Linked DNA regions of Homo sapiens: region 1 is linked to region 2. The links are chromatin loops, found by intact Hi-C in ENCODE. Cell type or tissue: right lobe of liver. All regions are shown on one strand.

Region 1 (4,000 bases), 540 kb after region 2:
GAATTCAGGCTGTCCATTCCAGGGCTGACCTTGCATCTCCTTCCTGGCCTGCTAATGACTGAAGGAGACGTGCGGGCACGGCCTCAGCCTTACATTGTCTGGGGCATGGCAGTGGCTGAGTCTGTAAAACTGGACCTCATGGAGAAATCCACAGAATCTCTGGCTCAGGGAAGACCTGGAGATCCCTTCACCAGCTGGGCTCCTGCCACTGGACCTCTGCCCAGGACGTGGAGACAGCCAGGAAAGTGGTGGGACACTGGAACCCCCCTCCCGCAGGCAGCAGCCAGGATTTGCTCAGGTGTGGTCGGGCATGGTGCCCCGGCGCGCCAGCCAGAAGATCCAGCTCTCTCCTTAAGGGATAGCTGGCTCTGATGGTGACCATGGCTTTTGGCAGAGCCTCAGGACGAAAATGTCCACCCACATGGTACTGGAGCAGAAAGAGCCCCTGATTCCTCGGTGGCCAGGTAGGGACTGGGGAAGGAGGCTCCAGCTTCTAAATAGATTCCCCCCAAAGGGAATCTCCTTGTCCTCCTGCGACTTTCCCCCAAAGCAGACCAAATGAGGTATGACACAGAATATTCTGCTCTGGCCAAAGGTTCACCTCACCAGAGCTTGCTTCTTAGGTGAGCCCAGCCCAGGCATGGGCCTCCTTGGTAGGCAGAGGGGGCGTTCCAGAGCATGGCCATTGATGCACTGGTCTCTCTGTGTCTTCCTGAGGTCATCAGTAAGTTAACGCTGGACAATTACCCTCTACCTGGGCGCTGCTTAGGGCTTTGGGGGAGACCAGGGCGAGCAAGATATGCTTAGCTCACCCCAGAACTCCAGAGCCAGCTGAGAAGGCCAAGATCACAAAGCAAATGCCCAGGTTAGGGAACTTCCTGTAGCAAGAGGAGAAGAAGCACGTTCCATTCCTAGGCCTGGTGTGTGCAAAGGTGTGGGTGTGAATCATATTCCAAGCATAGAGAATCCACAGTGGCCAGAACTGGGGCATGGCTGATGGGGTGTGGAGAGAGAGTGGATCGAGCTTTCTGAAGGGTCCTTTCCCTGTGACTTAATGACATGGTGGGGTGCAGGAGGAGGTGGCCTGTGAGAGTCCTGGCTGCTCCACAGGGCAGGTATGGGCACACCTGGGCAGGGTGCCTTTCCAGACCTTGTAGATCACATCAGGAGGCAGGCGTGATGCAGAGAAGAGAGCCTCAGCTGCGAGCCAGTGGGACCACATGTTTGCTGCGTCCCCATTTTCTGCATGGGTAGGGGATGGAGGGGCTCCAGCACTGAGCCATGCCCTAAGCTGCCTTTCCCTAGAGCCTACCCCAAGATCCCTCCAGCCTGGATGTCCACAGCCAGCAGCCCATAAGCAGTTCCCTGGGAGCCATGTGGCAGATCCGCTAATACTGTCCTCTCCTCTGTTTGCTTTTCAGGAATAAAGTTCAACATCAGGCCAAGGCAGCCCCACCACGTAAGTTCTGAGAGTCAGATAAATCTCAGTGCACACAGCCCTTGGGAAACTGGGGAGGGCTGGGAAGAAAATTAGGAGCTCACATTGGATCCATTCTTGGAAAGAAAAATGTGTCCAGCCTTTCCCAGGAGCCTTGGGAACAAAGCCCAGGGCTCTGGACCCATGAATTTTCCCTTCCTTGTTAGAAGGCTTCTTTGCACGGTGCTAATAGAGGCCGTAAATCTGAGCCCGCCTGCAGGCCACCTATTCCCGCCACCCTCTCCCAGGCCAGGTTCCTGGGAGGACCGCGCCATCTTGTGGCCGAAATGACACTTACACCTCAGCGGGAGGGAGGCCTTTGGGTGCCGGGCCAGGGCTCAGACCGGAGGGGTCTCACCTACAGAGTCAGCCTGTCTCCCTCACCTGAGAGGGACAGGAACCCCAGCCGTGGTGAGAGCCTGACCTGTGTGGCCCTCAGTGCCCAGCTGTCCTTTCCACTCAGATAACCACTTCTCTTCTTGCCCCAGGACCTCCCACCAGGCGGCTCCCAGGATGGTGACTTGAAGGAACCCACAGAGAGGGTCACTCGGGACTTATCCAGTGGGGCCCCGAGGGGCCGCAACCTGCCAGCGCCTGACCAGCCTCAACCCCCGCTGCAGAGGGGAACCCGTCTGCGGCTCCGCCAGCGCCGTCGCCGTCTGCTCATCAAGAAAATGCCAGCTGCGGCGACCATCCCGGCCAACAGCTCGGACGCGCCCTTCATCCGGCCGGGACCCGGGACGCTGGATGGCCGCTGGGTCAGCCTGCACCGGAGCCAGCAGGAGCGCAAGCGGGTGATGCAGGAGGCCTGCGCCAAGTACCGGGCGAGCAGCAGCCGCCGGGCCGTCACGCCCCGCCACGTGTCCCGTATCTTCGTGGAGGACCGCCACCGCGTGCTCTACTGCGAGGTGCCCAAGGCCGGCTGCTCCAATTGGAAGCGGGTGCTCATGGTGCTGGCCGGCCTGGCCTCGTCCACTGCCGACATCCAGCACAACACCGTCCACTATGGCAGCGCTCTCAAGCGCCTGGACACCTTCGACCGCCAGGGTATCTTGCACCGTCTCAGCACCTACACCAAGATGCTCTTTGTCCGCGAGCCCTTCGAGAGGCTGGTGTCCGCCTTCCGCGACAAGTTTGAGCACCCCAACAGCTACTATCACCCGGTCTTCGGCAAGGCCATCCTGGCCCGGTACCGCGCCAATGCCTCTCGGGAGGCCCTGCGGACCGGCTCTGGGGTGCGTTTTCCCGAGTTCGTCCAGTACCTGCTGGACGTGCACCGGCCCGTGGGGATGGACATTCACTGGGACCATGTCAGCCGGCTCTGCAGCCCCTGCCTCATCGACTACGATTTCGTAGGCAAGTTCGAGAGCATGGAGGACGATGCCAACTTCTTCCTGAGCCTCATCCGCGCGCCGCGGAACCTGACCTTCCCCCGGTTCAAGGACCGGCACTCGCAGGAGGCGCGGACCACAGCGAGGATCGCCCACCAGTACTTCGCCCAACTCTCGGCCCTGCAAAGGCAGCGCACCTACGACTTCTACTACATGGATTACCTGATGTTCAACTATTCCAAGCCCTTTGCAGATCTGTACTGAGGGGCGCCGCAGCTGGCCGGGGCCGCCCTGCCCCGGTCACTCACCTGTGCTCCCGGGCATCCTCCTGTCCCTGGCTCCTCATCCTGGGAGCAACAGGGCTCTGAGGACGTGAGGAGCCATCGCTGTGGGAGGCAGCAGGCCCCGGGTGGGGGGCAGAGGCGCCCAGCCTTGGATGGGGACCCCAGCCCCTGGCCTGTACCTGTTTCCTCATTCCTTGGCTGAGGGAGAGGCTGAGAACTGGGCAGACACCCCTGGAGCTCAGCCGACAGTTTTGATGAGCAGGGAAGTCTGAGGCCCAGAGGACGGGGGGCCCAGCGGTAAGGGATGTCCCGCACTCCCTTAGCCATTGCCTTGGACCAAACCACGTGGTTTGCAGCTTTTCTACGAGCCAGGGGGGAGGTTCCCTTGGATTAAGGTTCCAAATAAAGCACATGGTTTCCAGAGCAGCGGTGTGTACTCTGTGGTGGCGTGGGAGCACGTGGACCCTGGGCTGGGCTTTCTGGGGCTCTTTCTGCCTTCCCGGGGCAGCTTGAGCCAGGTGCTGCAGGCCCCACTGCAGAGAAGTCCAGTTCAGGAGCAGCTTCCTGGGAGAAGAGCACAGAGGACCCAGCGGCTCTCAGCCAGGACCTGCAGGCGTCTGAGGCTAGGTCCCAGTCAACTGGGGTGCTTCCGTCTCAGTCCTGGCACATTAATCCTGAAAGGAAAAGATAGGCCTGTTCCTATGGGGGCCTCCTGGGGTGTCTTCTTATCAGTGCACCTTGCAGGGGCCTCTGGGGACTGCCAGAGCAGTAGCCAGCTCTCCAGGCAAGCTGCCAATCAGGGCTGAGGCCGGAGCCAGGGGGCACGGGGCATGCATCTCGGTGGGTGTGGTACTCCCAGCAGGAAGCAAGGCTGTCCCTGGCTTTCTGCACCTCTGAGCCAAGCAGGA
Region 2 (4,000 bases):
ATATACACTCACTGTCACACACATGCACACAACCACACACTACATACAACCACATACAACCCCACACACTCCTAAACACTCATGCTCACAACCACACACTCAACCACACACACAACCATATGCACTCAACCACACAGAACCACCTACACGGCCACTCATATTCACTCTCACACAGTGACATACACACAACCACACACAACTACACACTCACAACCACACACACAACTGCATACTCACACACTCTCACACACTCATACACACAACCACACACACAACCGCACATTCACAACTACACACAACCATACAGAACCTCTCACACCACCACACATTTGCAATCACACACAACCACTCACACACTCATCCACACACGCACTCAACACTCAGCCCCACATCTTTGGGCCTGTGGGGTCTTTTTTTCGCATCTGTCCTCTCCGACAACTCACTGTTGTTCAGTTATCAACCTTTAAAACACTCTTACGAGACTGAAATTAAAAAAAAAATTCTTTGCATTTGCTGCTGGTGACGTCCTGGCTCTCCAGGGCACGGGGTCCACAGCAGAGACCCCCTTGCCCAGGTCTAAGGTTGGCCTGGCCTGCATAGCTGGTGGGGCTTCTAGAATGACCACAGGGTGTTGTTCCCTGTAATTTTCAGGCTGTGACATCCCACCCAGCCCCAACCCATCCCTCCTGTGAGTGGGGTCGGGATCCCAGTTGCCACGCCCAGAGCTCCGACCACCCCACCTGGGCCTTTCACCACCTCCCCACTCCCCCGTGCACTGCACCCCCACCCTGTCCTGGGGGCTGAAACAGCTCCTCCCCAACCCAGGGCTGCTGCTCCGAGGTACAAATGGAACCCTCCCTGTCTCGGATCCTCTTCTTTCAGCGCAGCCACAGGCTGTGAATGACCCCACAGGCAGGTGTCAGGAGGGAGATCATTTAATTCATGGTCCAAACTGAGACAGGTTTGCAAGTGAAAGGAGGCACTATTTATAATCACAGCAGAGTACAACTGACAGATATAAACCAGGACGTCCCAGCAAACTGGATGGATGGTCACTCTCTTTCAAGCCAATAACTCCGACTCTGTGTGCCCAAATACAGCAGGCATTGGTCACACCTTGCCTGCTCCTGCTGCCTCCTTGGCCGTAACTTGTCACACCTTGCCTGCTCCTGCTGCCTCCTTGGCCGTACCTTGTCACACCTTCATGCTTGTCCCTCATGAGTCAGGCCAGGCATCACCTTGGCCAGGAAGCCTCCTGGTCCCCAGAATGGAAGACGTGCCCATTCTGTGTCCACATTGCCACCTCCCCAGGCTCAAAGGCAGAGACCTGGCCTTGCCCCCAGCACATCACAGGTTCTCCATGGAGGTTCCAAGTGTCTGCCTCACGAGCTGCGAGATGCAGGTTCTGGTCCCGGCTCTGCCATTGACTTACAGACTGGACATGGAGCGTCTCAGTTTTTCCCTGTGAGGTGGAGAGGAAAAGGGCAGCATGTGATCCCTCGCTGCCCACAGCTGTTGGACGGGCAGTTTGCCTGAACTCGCCTTTCTTGCTCCCCAGGTCCTGGGGTCCTAAAAGGGGCATGGAGGAGGGGGTGACCTGTCAGGGAGGCCAGGTTTCTTGTATCTTCCTATTATCCCATGTCCTCCCCTGAAGCCACTGCATTCACGGCCCTGTGCAGCCCAGTAGGGAACACGAGAAGGTAGGGCTTGGACTTCTGATCTGGAACCGGGATCTCCTCTCCTTCCAGGGGTTCCCAGCCCTGCATCCTGTGGGGCCAGCCTCCGGGACCAGGGTACCCTCTCCGTGGGACCTTTACCCATATCCTTCCATTTAAGGACACCCGCCATTCCAAAACGTGCCACCAGAGGGCAGCCTCCGCGTTGGTCCTTGAGACCAGGTGCCTGAGCTGGACCTAGTGGCCTGACTCTCCCGATGTCAGAGTCCGGGCCTCTGCTGGATCTTGTATTAGAGGGCTGGGGAGAACAGGCTAGGATTCCTGGGCTTCTCCGGGGACCACTAGAGTCAGCTGGGAGCCAGGGAAGTCCTTCCTGAGAGCGGCTCAGGCTCTTTTCTGCTGTAGCCCGAGAGAAGAGATGCAGGGGAGGCCCCAGGGACTGTGGGTGCTGGCCTGGGTCAGGACATTCATAGTGAAACCAGAGAGATCTTGCAGTGAGATTCATTTCGTGCAGCGCACCTGCCTCGGGGCAGGGCTGGGAGGCACGGGGAGGCGATAGAGCCCATGTGGTGGCGGTGGCTGCGGGAGGGACCGGCGCTTATCTGATGGGCCTGGCCTTTCTCACAGCTCGGTGGAGCCGCCCTGCCAGGCCCATCTTGGCCGGTGGGTCGGGGCTCCGCAGGCCCCGTGGGCTCAGCCTCCCCACCTGCCTGGTGGGCAGGGAGGCCTTGAGCCTGGGAAAGGCGCGGGCGGCCACTGCTGGAGGGGAGCGGGCACCGTGGGGCTGCGCGCTGCGGCGGGCTCCCCCCACAGGCTCCAAGACACGTCAAAACCGGGTACAAAAAATTGGGGCAATCTACGTGTTTACTTCTAACAAATGAATGCTTGTAACGTAAAAACAAGACTTTGCACACCACCGGGGCTGTTCGGATCCGAGAACGCATGGGTTCACGGGACCCTGTGGGTGGAGGCCCAGCTGGATGTGGCCCCTGGGTGGCGGCATCCTCAGCTCTGCCGGTGGCTGGGGGACTGTGCGTGGAAGGTCGGTGAGGGACCCCAGAAAAAAGTCTAACAGCCAAAGGCGGAGGTTGCAGTGAGCTGAGATTGTACCACTGCACTGTAGCCCTGACGACAGAGGGAGACTCCATCTCAAAAGAAAAACAACATTTTTGGTTTTGTTTTTTTTTTTGCTCATTAGCTATCGTTAGTGTTAGTGTATTTTATGTGTGGCCCAAGACAATTCTTCTTCCAATGTGGTCCAGGGAAGCCAGAAGATTAGGCCCCCTTGGTCTAAGGCAAAGCAGTCTCAGGGTCAGAAGACCTCCACCCCAGCTCGGGCCTGGGTGACCCTCCCTGCAGAGTGCCTCTCTGAGAGCAGGGTACCAGCCACTTGCAGGGGACTGAGCTATCTGCTGGAGGAGGGTTCAAAACTGGCCCCCAGTCCTGTGCTTATGTGAGTCACCAGTGGGCTACCCAGCGCCACCACTCAGGCCCTGCAGACGGATGTCTGTGGAAGCACTTTCACAGCGACATGTCACAGGGATGGAGAACTGTGGATGAGGACTCTCCAGGCTGACCAGCCGGCTCTGCCCTGACCATGGGTTGGGACCCCAATCAACCTAGCTGGGGCTGGGCCCTGCCAGAAGGGGCGCACTAGCCTGGCCTGACCATGGGATGGAAATGGGACATTGTCTGGGGGAGAGGGGAGTGGGGCCAGCCCTATGTTATCTCCCCTTTTCAAAGAAGGAAAAACCCGGCACAGAGAGAGGGAATCATCGGCCCAAGGCCTCACATCTGGTAAGCGGGGAGCTGGAGTAACCAGACCCTGAATCCTGGGGGTCTGGTAACCGTGATCCTGGGAGGCTTGGCCACGTGGTCCTGGGGCTTCCTGGCCCCCTCCTGGCCTGAGGCACTCATCCCAGCCCCGTTGATTTGATGGGCAGAGACCCAGACCTGCCAATGGCTGGGTGTGGCCAGCCTCGTGAACTGAGCGGGGCCCGGTGGCTTCTGCCCAGAGCTGCCTTTGATCTCAAAAGTAGGCTACCCCCATAGGTGAGACCCGATGTGGGCGCTGCTGTGCTAACCCCATGCCCCAGGACCACTGAAACCTCTCTTGAGCCTCCCTGGACCAAACTACCTGGTTGCTCTCAGTCCCTTCCACAGCCCCTCGTCCTCCACCTGCCCCTGCAGTGCCCTGGGGCTCCCTCCAGCGCTCCCATCTCCTCACTTTTTGGTTTTTTTTTTTGAGATAGAGTCTCACTGTCTTGCCCAGGCGGGAGTGCAGTGGTGGGATTTTGGCTCACTGCAACCTCCGCCTCCCGGGT

Evidence for each region. Hi-C counts contacts between places; a loop is a spot of excess contacts. Peaks named below come from ENCODE experiments on the same cell type or tissue, not always from the same donor. Only the 100,000 strongest peaks of a DNase experiment are listed, where the experiment ranks them.
Region 1: a loop joins it to region 2, with 5 times the contacts of the local background. A loop is called at or near these places in 81 of 110 quality-filtered maps.

Annotation. Positions count from the first base shown.
Region 1 is chr19:33,769,992-33,773,991 of GRCh38, forward strand. CHST8 (carbohydrate sulfotransferase 8) reads left to right here. Exons shown (of 5, transcript NM_001127895.2): 4 at 1,422-1,459; 5 at 1,966-3,515. The coding sequence ends at 3,072. Among named protein-coding and RNA genes, the nearest start is that of KCTD15, 25 kb to the right of the region's middle. In right lobe of liver, a CTCF peak has its summit at 1,758 (motif pointing left); a DNase peak (open chromatin) is centred at 1,750.
Region 2 is chr19:33,233,566-33,237,565 of GRCh38, forward strand. No RefSeq gene overlaps it. Among named protein-coding and RNA genes, the nearest start is that of SLC7A10, 9.7 kb to the left of the region's middle. RefSeq lists enhancers at 522-691, 1,629-1,778 and a cis regulatory region at 607. In right lobe of liver, a CTCF peak has its summit at 1,861 (motif pointing right); a DNase peak (open chromatin) is centred at 1,896; H3K4me3 peaks cover 446 bases; H3K27ac peaks cover 641 bases.